3 separate regions of the Homo sapiens genome follow, and all the other regions are linked to region 3. A link is a contact called in ENCODE Hi-C or POLR2A ChIA-PET data. All regions are on one chromosome and are shown on one strand. Each heading gives the region's core, a stretch centred on a gene start or an enhancer-like site at or near the end of the contact. The rest is flanking DNA. Distances are from core to core; before and after follow the strand shown.

Evidence for each region. A loop is a pair of places that touch in the nucleus more often than their neighbours do. ChIA-PET counts read pairs that join two places held with the same protein, here RNA polymerase II (POLR2A). Pooled maps may share reads with other maps.
Region 1: a pooled map shows a loop between it and region 3 (4-fold over the local background). The contact joins the promoter of RAB8A here to the enhancer-like site in region 3. A Hi-C loop is called at or near these places in 2 of 37 single-sample maps with no recorded cell type and 3 of 50 pooled maps.
Region 2: POLR2A ChIA-PET joins it to region 3 with 13 read pairs in activated naive CD4-positive, alpha-beta T cell. The contact joins the promoter of PIK3R2 here to the enhancer-like site in region 3. POLR2A ChIA-PET finds 5 or more read pairs at or near these places in 2 of 52 experiments (A673 and activated naive CD4-positive, alpha-beta T cell).

What each region holds. Positions count from the first base shown.
Region 1 is chr19:16,109,994-16,114,169 of GRCh38, reverse strand. RAB8A (RAB8A, member RAS oncogene family) reads right to left here and starts at 2,281. Exons shown (of 8, transcript NM_005370.5): 1 at 2,145-2,281. The coding sequence starts at 2,268. RefSeq lists a silencer at 2,239-2,898.
Region 2 is chr19:18,151,666-18,155,769 of GRCh38, reverse strand. It overlaps PIK3R2 (phosphoinositide-3-kinase regulatory subunit 2), which reads right to left and starts at 2,607. Exons shown (of 16, transcript NM_005027.4): 1 at 2,476-2,607; 2 at 1-313. It overlaps MAST3 (microtubule associated serine/threonine kinase 3), which reads right to left. Exons shown (of 28, transcript NM_001393504.1): 28 at 4,083-4,104. RefSeq lists silencers at 1,737-1,956, 2,267-2,646 and enhancers at 2,757-3,036, 2,342-3,234, 3,777-3,856.
Region 3 is chr19:17,124,654-17,129,004 of GRCh38, reverse strand. All of the region lies in intron 2 of MYO9B (myosin IXB), which reads right to left. Among named protein-coding and RNA genes, the nearest start is that of SNORA118, 35 kb to the right of the region's middle. RefSeq lists enhancers at 2,451-2,890, 3,001-3,390. Within about 2 kb of position 2,829, at least 29 of the 41 ENCODE cell types and tissues checked have a DNase peak (open chromatin) inside an H3K27ac peak, as active enhancers do.

The DNA of each region.
Region 1 (4,176 bases), core at 1,032-3,531, 1.0 Mb after region 3:
GGCCTCCCAAGTGGCTGGGTCTACATGGGTGAGCCACTGTGCCCGGCTGATTTTATTTTATTTTTTGTAGAGATGGGGTTTGCCATGTTGCCCAGGCTGAATTAACGCCACTTCTTGATTGGTTGGAGCACAAGAATTACCCTAAAGTTTAGCCTTGGAGTGGGGGAGGGGGAAGAATTCAGAAACATCTGTCTTCAGAGGCTGGATGCTGTCACTGCAGGAGCCATTCATTTGCTTCCTCTAGATAGCCTCTGGTTGTGGTGACAACCCCTTATTGTCTAATTCTAATCCTCAACCACCAGGGCACTAGGCTGGGCAGACAGTGTCACTCCTGCTCTAAAGACAGCAGGGCTCAGAGAGGGGTAGTGCACATTCAAGGGCAAACAGCAACTGGAAACCAGACGTAATGATTTCCAGTCAATTCTCTCTATTTTACATCTGGCATATAACTGTTTTATAAAGCACAGCTCCGCTGGGTGCGGTGGCTCATGCTTGTAATCCCAGCACTTTGGGATGCCAAGGCAGGCAGATCACAAGGTCAGGAGTTCGAGACCAGCCTGACCAACACAGTGAAACCCTGTATTTACTAAAAATACAAAAATTAGCTGGACGTGGTGGCGGGTGCCTATAATCCCAGCTACTAGGGAGGCTGAGGCAGGAGAATTGCTTGAACCCGGGAGGCAGAGGTTGTAGTGACCCGAGATCCTGCCGCTGGATTCCAGCCTGGGCAAAAGAGCTAGACTCCGTCTCAAAAAATAAAATAAAATAAAATAAATAAAGCATAGCTCCTGGAGGAGGGCAAGAATGGAATTAGCACATTATCTTGGGGTTCAGGGAGATAACACGATTCTGTCAAAGTGACACAGTAAAGCAAAGGCCATTCCCTAGGTTTTCTTGAGTCGGAATAAACTCCTGGACTTAGTGACCGTTCCCCCACTTTCCCCATCCCTAGCAGGGCTACAGAGCTCACAAGCCACTCAAATAGGTGTTACTCCTGGGTCAAACCTTTTCATTGTGGGCCAGGACTGCTTTTGTGGCACTGAGAGAGGTCAGCTCCACTTCTGTGGACATCACAACTGAGATGCACCAAGCCAATTCTGTTCAACCACAATGTGGGCTGGCCCTACAGGAAAAGCTGTTCTAAAGTGACAGCTGGAGTCTTGGGCCCTTTGATAGGGAAGTCAAGGCTGTCTGTGGCAGTGGCTGATTTAGTTTCTCGCTGAGGCTTTTATCTTGCATCTTCTTGGGGATGACAGGTCCCAGGGCAGGCAGTGCTGTCACTTGCCATTGCTGTCATTCCTGGAGCAGGATGAAAGGTGGGCAGGGAAAAGGTCCTGACTCTTCTTATCATTCCTTCTAGAGGAAAATACGCTTATGAGGGGAAGCATGGTCAGGGAGAGGGGCTCAACCTCTGAACGCTCCAGAGAAAAGAGCAGGAATGGTGTGGGTTAGAGTCCCGGCTCCAAGGTGCATTAGCTGAGCTTGTCATCAGCTGGGAGTGTGCAGTGGCATCTCTCTAGGAGAGCTAAGCCTCGAGTTTTGGGTTGAGACACAGCCAGGTTCAAATTCCATCAAATCCCATTCTCACCACGTGCAGACTGTGTGGCCTTGGGCAAGTTCCATGCCCTCCCTGAGCCTCAGATTCCTCATCTTGTCAGACGGGCTCATAACAGCACTTAACACCAAGAACTGAAGAGTGTGAAAATGCACGTGAAGCACTTGGCACATAGTAAATGCTCATTAAGGTGAGATGCCACTGTCTTTTTCCCATGGCCAATTCCCCATGACTCAGTTTCCACTTCTGTAAGGCAAGAGCCTCAAAAGAACCGCTTCGAGGGCTGCTGCTAGGACAGATCGAGAGGACGGGCGCGAAGACCCCAGCCCAAGACATAACACGCCCTAACGAGCGGGCTGAGGGTCGGAGCCTCAGTCTCCCTATCTGCAAAATGGGCACCTGGTCTCCCCCACCACGGCCCAGGAACCCCCGAACGGCGGTGCAGGCGACTGCTCTTCTCCCTTTAGGCCCCCTCGACCCTCTCAGCGCCCTCGGCCCGTCCAGCCCTGTAGATCCCTCAGCCCCAGCCCCTCAGGGGCGCGCCCAGCCCGGGCCTCCGGCGCCCCCAGCCATTCCCCGGTCCCGTTACCTATGGTGGAGATAAAAGTGGAGTTGAAGGCGTCCTCGGAGAAGCGGAACAGGACACAGGTCTTCCCCACCCCCGAGTCCCCGATCAGCAGCAGCTTGAACAGGTAATCGTAGGTCTTCGCCATATTACACTCTCTCCCCGACGGGAAGTGCGGCCAGCGCCTCTCCACTGGCCACCAGCACCGTCCATCAGCACCGAGCCCGCCCCTTATTGGCTCCAGGCCCGCTGCGCGTCACCGCGGCCGACGCCCGCCCCTGCGTCCCGCCAGTCGCGGGGAGACCTTGGGAGGGGGCGAGCGGAGCGCGGAGCCGGAAGCAGCCCGAGCGCACCTCCCATTGGCCGGCACTAGGGAGAGCACGGGCTCTGATTGACCAGCAGTGAAGAGTCGCGGGGCTTCAAATGGGGACGAGGCGGGGGCGTGGCATTATGTGGCCCCCGCCTTCCACCCCCGACTCGGGCGGCCCGGCCCCGCCCCACTGTAGGAGAGGGAAGGCAGGGAGCGGCGCCAACCGCTCGCGCGCCGGCAGCCTGGCGGGGCGTGGCTTGGGGTGCGTGCGCACGCGCGCCCGGAGTTCCGTTAGGCGACAGCAGAGGGCGCACGCCAGTAGTTGGGGCGGGTGTCTCTGGGTCCCGCCCTCACAGCTCGCGCAGGCGCAGTAGGCACCGAGGCGAGCGCGGGAAAGCAAGGTAGCGCTCTCAGCCTTGTCTGCGGCCTGCGAGTCGGGGCAGTGGGGGCCTAGGGAGGAAGGAGAGAGGAGGAGCTGTATACTCGAAAAGTGACCCAAGCCGGACGCGGTGGTTCACGCCTTTAATTCCCACACTTTGGGAAGCCGAGGCGCGTGGATCACGAGGTCAGGAGTTCAAGACCAGCCTGGCCAAGATGGTGAAACCCCGTTTCTACTAAAAATACAAAAATTAGCCGGGCGTGGTGGCGGGCGCCTGTAATCCCAGCCACTCGGGAGGCTGAGGCAGAGAATTGCTTGAATCTGGGAGGCGGAGCTTGCAGTGAGCCGAGATCGCGCCATTGCACTGCAGCGTGGGCGACAGAGAGAGACTCCGTCTCAAAAAAAATAAATAAAAGTGACCCAAGACGAGCTCCGAGGTCTGCGGCCTAGCGATCTGCTTAGAGATACCCAAGGCCTCCGCCATCTGAGCGGCTTCACCGCCACAAGCTGTGCCCGGAAGCGCGCGCCGGCCTCCTCAGGGCCCGCCCTCGGCCACCTTAGGGGTTGTCCGGGCCAGCCCGGGGATGGTGGGGGGGGAGGGGTTAGAGCAGTGAGGATGCTGGGTCCTATCTAGGGGCCAGGGCTCTCAACGTTGAAAAAACTGGCCGGGGCGTTGGCTCCCGTCTGTGATCCCAGTGCTTTGGGAAGCCAGGAGGTTGAGGGTGCAGTAAGCCGTGATCGCCCCACTGCAATTCGGCCTGGGCGACAGAGCAAGACCCTATCAAAAGAAAAAAAGGCTGGGCGCGGTGGCTCAGGCCTGTAATCCCGCACTTTGGGAGGCCGAGGCGGGCGGATCAGGAGGTCAGGAGATCGAGACCATCCTGGCTAACGCGGTGAAACCCCGTCTCTACTAAAAACACAAAAAATTACCCGGGAGTAGTGGCGGGCGCCTGTAGTCCCAGCTACTCGGGAGGCTGAGGCAGGAGAATGGTGTGAACCCGGGAGGCGGAGCCTGCAGTGAACCGAGATCGCGCCACTGCACTCCAGTCTGGGCGACAGAATGAGACTACGTCTCAAAAAAAAAAAAAAAAAAAAAAAGAAAGAGAAAAACAGAGGAGAGATACATTTGGAAAATCGGGCTTGCAGCTGGGTGTGGTGGCTCAGGCCTGTAATCCCAGCACTTTGGGAGTCAGCACTTTGGGAGGCAGGAGGATTGCTTGAGCTTAGGAGGTCAAGACCAGCCCGGACAAGATAGGGAGATCCCCATCTCTACAACAAATAAAATTAGCTGGGCGTCATGGTGCACGCTTGTAATCCCAGCACTTTGGGAGGCTGAGGTGGAGGTTCATTGGAGGCCAGGAGGTGGA
Region 2 (4,104 bases), core at 1,358-3,857, 1.0 Mb before region 3:
GGGACCTCTATCTCCAGCAGTCACAGGCGACCACAGGGGCCGCTCATGCCTCGCTTCAAATTATTCCATGACCCTTACAAGGGCCACTCGTCACTGGGTCCACCATTCGTCAGCTGGTGGGAGGGAGTTGGTGGTGTGGTGTCAGGTCACTGGGCCATTGAGTCCTCCATCAGCAGGTGAGGCTGGGGCAGGCCGCTCACGCCCTCACACGGAGGGCCATGGGCGCCCAAGGCTGGCGGCTCTGCTGGCTGCACCAGACAAGGGAGCCAAGGGTGCAGGCTGCCACCATGCTCGGCCAGCTGAGGACGCCGACCTAGGGAGACAGGGATAGGGCAGCGTTAGCCAGGCCAACTCCTCTCACCCCCAACACGGAGATGGGCCCAAATCCTGATTTGGAATTCCCTGAATCACTGGGTGACCTTGGGGCCGGTCCCTCTCAGGGCCTCAGCTTCTCTATCTGTAAAATGGGTATACTGACAGCCTTCCCTTGGAGCTGCTGGGAGTAGAGTTCCCAAGAACCTGCCCCAGGTATACTACATGCTCAGTAAATCAGTTTTTTTTTTTTTTTTTTTTGAGATAGAGTCTTGCTCTGTCACCCAGGCTGGAGTGCAGTGGTGTGATCTCAGCTCACTGCAACCTGTCTCCCAGGTTCAAGCAATTCTCCTGCCTCAGCCTCCCGAGTAGCAGGCCACCACACCCAGCTAATTTTTGTATTTTTAGTAGAGACGAGGTTTCACCATGTTGGCCAGGCTGGTCTTGAACTCCTGACCTCAAGTGATCTGCTCGCCTTGGCCTCCCAAAGTGCTGGGATTACAGGCATGAGCCACCTTGCCCAGCCTTTTTTTTTTTTTTTCCAATAGAGGTGGGGTCTTGCTATGTTGCCCAGGTTGGTCGCAAACTCCTGGGCTGAAGCAGTCCTCCTGCCTCTGCCTTCCAAAGTGTTGGGATTACAGGTGTGAGCCACCGCGCCCGGCCAGTAAACAGGCTTTTCATCACCCCTGTTACAGATGGGGAAACTGAGGCTCAGAGCAGGGAGGTATCTAGGGCCGTGCAGTAGGCCAGGAGGAAGCCAGGACTTACACCTAGATCTGCCGACTTGGCCCAGTTGGACATGAGGGGGCAGCAGCCAGGTGGCCAGATACCTAGGGCAGGGAGGACGCAATGGAGGCCACTCCGGGTGCTTTGGGAGCTCCATAGAGGGGTCAGGCCAGCTGAACTAAGAGGTAGGGAACAAAGTCCAGGAAGAGGCCTCTACACAAGCAAAGGCCTCGAGGTGAGTCCAAGCAAATGGACCTCCAGTCTCTGCAGAGGAGGAGTGAGTGGGCTGGCAGGTAGCTCCAGCCTGGGGCCCAGAGTAGGCACAAAATGCAGATGGGGAGGTGCTTAGAAGGAACCTTAGCCCCAGGCAGGGACAGGGAGCCAGGAGAAGGTGGGGGTACTGCAGCTGAGGAGGAGGGGAGGCTGCCGGCAGCAGGGCATTGATTATTCCCCAGGAGTCCCAGCCTGGGGAGGCGGAGATAGGCACACATTCCCAGCCTAGCCCTGCGGGTTCAGACGCCCTGTGATGGACAGGGCTAGGGTCGGGGGATGGACGTGCTGTTCTAGAGAATGGATCATCACAGCGGATAGGAAGGCGCGACAGGCAGACGGAACGGCACATGCAAAGCCTTGGCAGTGGGTTAAGTTGCTTGTCAAGGATTCAGGGTGGCTATAAGGATAGGTGCTATCCACCAAGAGGCCCGAGTGTCAGGTGGAGGCTCTGAGCATCCTTCAGTCACGGGGAACCCCAAGAGGTGTCCGAGCAGGGCGGAGGGGCGCCACATTCTCGGGTGCCCAATTTACCCATTCCTAGGCCTCTGTTACCCTCATTCTACAGGTGGGGAAACTGAGGCCCCGAGAGGGGATGCCCAGAAAACCGCCTGGATCTGCCTGCCAGCCCGCCCCCACGCCCCGGTGTGCGCGCCCCGGGAGCAGCGCTCCCCGAATCCGGGAGGCGGGAGGGGCGGGGCAGGCAGGGCTGGGGGCTCCGCGGGTGAAGGCAGGGCCTGAGCGCTCACACAGACGCGCACTTGGGTCTGCGTGGACCCGGCCACCCGGCTAGGGGACCGGAAGTGGGTTCGACCCCCGGCCCTCCCGCACCCCATTCTGCCCCGCACAATGCCTGGGCGCCCCTCGGTACTATTCGAAGCCCCATTCCAGGCAGGGCCTCCCTTCATTTGGGGCCTCGGCTCCAGTCCGGTATCTTGGACGCGGGGAGTCTCTCCCCATTCTGCCCCGACCGTCCCAAGGAGGCTGCACCGCTGCGGAGCCGAGCCCGAGGCCCCCCCTTGCCTGCGGCCCCCCCAGTTCCCGCGGGGCCCGACGCAGCCTGGCGCTTGCGTTCTGGCTTCCACCGGGGCCCGGCACTGCCCCCGGGCGCCCCGCATTTAAGCACACTCCCAGCCGCCCCCGCCACGAGGGCCAGTCAGGACTCACCTGGTCGCGGCCGCCACCGCCGCCGCAGCCGCCGTCACACCAAGCCAAGCCCGCCCCGTGGCTCCACCGCGGCCACCGTCGCCGCAGCCGCGGGATCCCCGCCTCCGCCGCCGCCACGGTTCCGAGCGGCCTGGCCCGCCCCCGGCGGAAATGCCCGAGCGCATTCGAGCCGGGCGGATGAACCGAGGCCGAGGCGGAGCCTGAGGTAAGGGGGCACCCGAGTGTTTCCGGAAGTAGCCGAACGTAATCCCGCGGGACTGGTGGACTAGAGGGTGCCCCCGAGACAGCCGAGCGTTTCCAGAGGTAGCCGAGTGCAATCGGGTCGGCGAGGGATCCGAGACTGGGCTCGGCTGGGCTTAGAGACGCCCGAGCGCTTTCGGAAATGGCCGAACACTCTCTACGGCCGCACTGGCACAACTGAGGCTGATCCCCAAGACCGCGGAGCGTTTCTGGAAATAACCGAATGTGCTCAGTGCCCAATGGAGGCCTTGGGAGTTTAGACCCAGAGGCGACCGCCAGCTTATGGGAATTACTGAAGCATAGATGGTTCCAGGGGACAAATGAGGCGTTCTCAAGCTCAGCAAACAGGGGGCAGTAGAGTGGGGAAAGGGCCTGCCGCAAAAAGCAGAAGTCGGAGAAAGCCAGGGTTGAAGGAGTTTCCATGGCAACCCAGAGCGTCCGGAAACAGCCAACGATCTCGACCCCTACGGGCACTAGAATTTAGCGGACTTGAGCCTAGATGCCGACGGTTTCCGGAAATAGCCGAACGCACTCGGAGATGGGGCTGTAGCCAAGAGTGTTTGCATGCCGGCTGAGCGCCCCGGAAGTAACGGATTGCTCTAGGGCTGGGCCGGGTTCGGCTAGAGGGAGTTTTATGGCAGAGCGCAAGCTAAGACCAGGATAGAAAGGACGCGACGATTGCTTATTTTGTTATTATTTTTTGAGACGGAGTTTCGCTCTTGTTGCCCAGGCTGGAGTGCAATGGCGCTATCTCGGCTCGCCGCAACCTCCACCTCCCGAGTTCAAGCGATTCTCCTGCCTCAGCCTCCCGAGCAGCTGGGATTACAGGCATGCGCCACCACGCCCGGCTAATTTTGTATTTTTAGTAGAGACGGGGTTTCTCCATGTTGGTCAGGGTGGTTTGGAACTCCCGACCTCAGGAGATCCGCCCGCCTTGGCCTTCCAAAGTGCTGGGATTACAGGCGTGAGCCACCGCGCCCCGCCGCTTATTTATTTTATTAACATAGCCCAGGGCGCCCAGGAGGTCGAGGCTGCAATGTGCCGTGATTGCGCCACTGTACTCCAACCTGGGTTACAGAGCGAGACCTTGTCTCAAAAACATAAAAATAAAAAACATAGCTCAGGGCCCAGATGTCTGGAGGAAGCTTTTAAAGGCAGGGCTATGATGGAGTACTCGCAGGGAGAGGGTAGCAGGAGGCTGGTACCAGCGATGGCATCAGGAAGAATCTCAACAGCGAACTGCTATGCAGTCCTCAAAACCCACTTGCAATGACTTTGAGCCATGGGTCTATTTCACTCCGCTCCCCTCCCCACTCTTCCCTTCCTCCTTTCTCAGCCCCTCACAAATCCAGACGTTGGAGCTCATCTTTGTAAATACGGGCTTTTATT
Region 3 (4,351 bases), core at 1,580-4,079:
CCATGCAGGCACTGAGATGAAGGAGTGACCGGTATGGCCAAGAGAGGCTGCGGCTGGAGAAAGAACATCTGCAAATATCGAGCCACCACAGAGCCTAAAGAAAGGGGCTGAAAGAGGGAGATTGTCCCCTTGCTTTTTGGTTTGCAAAAGTCCTCTCTCCTTCTAGCTGGGTAAGGTGGAGACCACCACATGACACTGGCCAGGGCCTGGCAGCCAGCTTGGACCTCCTGTTATTTCTTTCCTGTATTCTCCAAGTTCCTAGCAGAACTTTCTACCTGAAACAGCACTCGTCCCGAGGCCACGGAGTAGGTGACGCCCACCTGGGGACACTGACAGCAGTCAGACCCAGACGAGAGCTGTGACCCTGAGCGCCGGTGGCTCAAGCCGGTAGGCGGAGGCCACATCCCAAGGCTGTGCCAGGCCCTCATGGACACAGGAGCCCTATGGGCAGTGCCCTGTCCCAGGACGCCTGAGGGACCGGGGGGTTCTGCTCTGCCAGGTCTGCCAAGCAAACAGCCATGGGGCAGCCACTGGGAGCTGGGGCTGTGCTTCACGGAAATGCCAGGGAAATAAACCCCCAGGTCCTCATGGGGCTGCAGGCTATTTCTTTTAGTGAGACAAGGTCTTGCTTTGTCACCCAGGCTAGAGTACAGTGGTGTGATCCTAGCTCACTGCAGCCTCAAACTCCTGGGCTTAAGCGATCCTCCCGCCTCAGACTCTCAAGTAGCTGGGACCACCGGCGCATACCACTGTGCCTTGCTAAATTTAAAAAAAAAAATTTTTTTTTTTCAGTATAGATAGGGTCTTGCTATGTTGCCCAGGGTGGCCTTGAACTCCTGGGCTCAAGTGATTCTCCTGCCTCGGCCTCCCAAAAAGCTGGGATTACAGGCTTGAGCCACCATGACTAGCCAGGTTGCAGGCTACTTCTGCTGAGACACTTTGCAAGATTCAGTGGATCCTGGTGGCCAGGGGGAGGGTTGGAGGTTCAAGGCTACTGCTGGGCAATTTGGGCAAATTAGTTCACGGCTCTTGGATTTCAGATTTCTCTCCTGTAAGGTAAGGTTTTGGAAAAATCTCTGCCTTAGCAGATGGAGGATTAAGCGGGATTTTCTGTGTGAATCAGGGGCCAGTAAACTTGTTCTGCGAAGGGGCAGGTGGTGAATATTTTTGGCTCCATCTGCTGTCACCGCTCAGCTCTGCCAATGTGGCAGGAAAGCGGTCACAGACAAACAGGTAGGGGCATGGGTGTGGCCACATGGAGGACACCCTCCTGGTACCAGTGATCTCTACCGGGGGTCTGCAAAGTGTGGCCAGCCACCTATTACTGTACAGCCTACGTTCTAGGGACAGTTTTCACATTTTAAAAATGCTTAGGGGGCTGGGTATGGTGGCTCACACATATAATCCCAGCATTTTGGGAGGCCAAGGAGGGCGGATCACTTGAGGTCAGGAGTTCATGACCAGCCTGGCCAACATGGTGAAACTCCGTCTCTACCAAAATACAAAAGAAATTAGCCGGGTGTGGTGGTGGGCACCTGTAGTCCTAGCTACTCGGGAGGCTGAGGCAGGAGAATCGCTTGAACCTGGGAGGCGAAGGTTGCAGTGAGCCAAGATTGCGCCACTGCACTCCAGCCTGGGCGACAGGGCAAGATTCCAACTGGAAAAAAAAAATGCTTAGGGGAGAAAAAAAGTCAAAAAATTGGCCGGGCATGGTGGATCATGCCTGTAATTCCAGCACTTTGGAAGGCCGAGGGGGGTGGGTCACAAGTTTGAGACCAGCCTGGCCAACATGGTGAAACCCCATCTCTACCAAACTACAAATGAAATTAGCCGGGCGTGGTGGTGTGCACCTGTAGTCCCAGTTACTTGGGAGGCTGTGGCAGGAGAATCGCTTGAACCTGGGAGGCAAAGGTTGCAGTGATCCAAGATTGTGCCACTGCACTCCAGCCTGGGCGACAGAGTGAGACTCCATCTGAAAAAAAAAAAAAAAATGCTTAGGGGAGAAAAAATGTCAAAAGATCGGGTGGGTGTGGTGGCTCATGCCTGTAATTCCAGCACTTTGGAAGGCCGGGGGTGGGGGGTGGGGGTGGGGGTGGGGGTGGATCACAAGGTCAGGAGTTCGAGACCAGCCTGGCCAATATGGTGAAACCCCGTCTCTATTAAAAGCACAAAAATTAGCCGGGCATGGTGGTGGGCGCCTGTAGTCCCAGCTACTTGGGAGGCTGAGGCAGGAAATCGCTTGAACCCGGGAGGAGGAGGCTGCAGTGAGCTGAGATCGCACCACTGCATTCCAGCCTGGGCAACAGGGCGAGACTCCGTCTCAAAAAAAAAAAAAAAGAAAAAAAAAAGTCAAAAGATCTCTTGATGGCTGAAATTGATGTGAAATTCAATTTTCAGCAGCAGCAAATGACGTTTTCCTGGCACACAGCCACATCGGTCTGGGTCTGGCTTAAGGCTGCATTTGAGTTACAATAGCAGAGTCAAGCCATTCTGACAGAGACTGGGTGGCCCCTAGGATCTGTGTGAAATACAGACTGTCTGGTTTTCGTGAGAAAAGAGTGGCCAGGGGCCGCTGTTCTGGATCCTCTGTTAAATGGGGTTTTCCGGGGATCCCCGACATGGTTCCAGCAGGATGGGTCGGCAGGAGGTGAGTGTCACCCTGGGTGACTGGTCTCCCGAGGCCATGGTGGGGACGTGGAGGAGCAGGCCTGGGAAGCACCCAGGACAAAATGGGTCCACAGGGTCACGTGCCCAAGGAGGGCTGGGTGAGAAGAGACTCCCTGGGAGCTGGGAGCAGAGGGGGCGGAGGCCAGCAGGCAGGGCTGGAGGCGAGGAAATGAGAAGTTTAGCTGATGCTTTCAACAGAGCTCAGAGCTGTGGTGAAGGCGGGGCCGAGGGAATGAGGAGGTTAGTGGGGGCCATGTCGGGGATGATGCCAGCCAGGCACAAGGAAGACCCTGCGAAGGGGGTGGGTGTCATGGAGGTGAGGAGGCAGCTATGTGGTGCAAGACAGGACTCCCCACACCCCCAAGCCCAAGCCTGCACAGGAGGCAGCTGCAGGCTCAGTTGGCCTGCGGATGTGGGGGCAGGAAGTGGAAGAGTCACCCCAACCTCATGGCTCCCCTATTCGCAGAGGAGGAAGTGGAGGCTCTCCAGGGCCCCTAGCCTAGCTGCTGCCGGGTTCTGTTCTTTTCTGGTTGCTCAAGGGGTTTGGGGCACCCCGGCAGGCTCTCGATAGCTGGTTGCTGGTCAGATGGACGGACGGCAGGGATGTACAGAGAGCTGAGTGCTCCCAACGCCGTATGTCCCAGTTCACAAGAGACACCAACTGTCAGCCACAGACGCAGATGGCATTACAGCAAACACTGAAACGCAGCAAGGACTCCCAGGGCTAGGACGTGGCCCTTTAAGGACAGACTCCTACCATGAGCTAAAGTCTCACAGCAAACCCTACAGGGGTGGGGTAGGGGAAGCCTTAAATAACAACAAAAACCTAAGTGTGAAACAAGTTACTGAAATCTTACATATGTCACTAAATTTGGGTTTAGGTTATCACGAAACCACGTACTAGGTCACAGAAAGAATACAGAACAAACCAGGCTTTGATGGGGGAAGGTCCTGTTTGGTTCTCAAGGCTGTGAAAACATCTGAAGAATTTATCATATTTCCCCTAGGGCTCATCTTACCCTTTTTTTGGGGGGGGGGGGATGGGGTTTTACTCTGTTGCCCAGGCTAGTGTGCAGTGGCATGATCTTGGCTCACTGCAACCTCTGCCTTCCAGGCTCAAGTGATTCTCCACCCTCAGCCCTCCAAGTAGCTGGGACCACAGGCATGTGCCACCACGCCCGGCTAAGTTTTTGTATTTTTGGTAGAGATGGGGTTTCATTATGTTGCCCAGGCTGGTCTCGAACTCCTAAGCTCAACTGATCTGCCCACCTTGGTCTCCCAAAGTGCTGGGATTACAGGTGTGAGCCACCGCAGCTGGCCTCATCTTGCCCATTTGATGCCCAAATCATTCTCTTTGGGGGTTACTTTGTTCTTTTTTCTCAGCTTGAGATAGGACATGAATTCATTTACTTCCGTTCTTTCCTATTTGTGGATCTAATGGGTGTTCAGCTATGTGGTGTCCTCCTACCATCACTTTAAATATAGCCCATGGATTCTGATAACATACGGGTGTTTGTCACTGATTTTTAGAAAACCTGCAATTTTGGTCTGTTTGTACCTTTTTTTTTTTTTTTTTTTGAGACAGAGTCTCACTCTGTTGCCCAGGCTGGAGTGCAGTGGCGCGATCTCGGCTCACTGCAACCTCTGCCTCCCAGATTTGAGCAATTCTCTTGCCTCAGCCTCC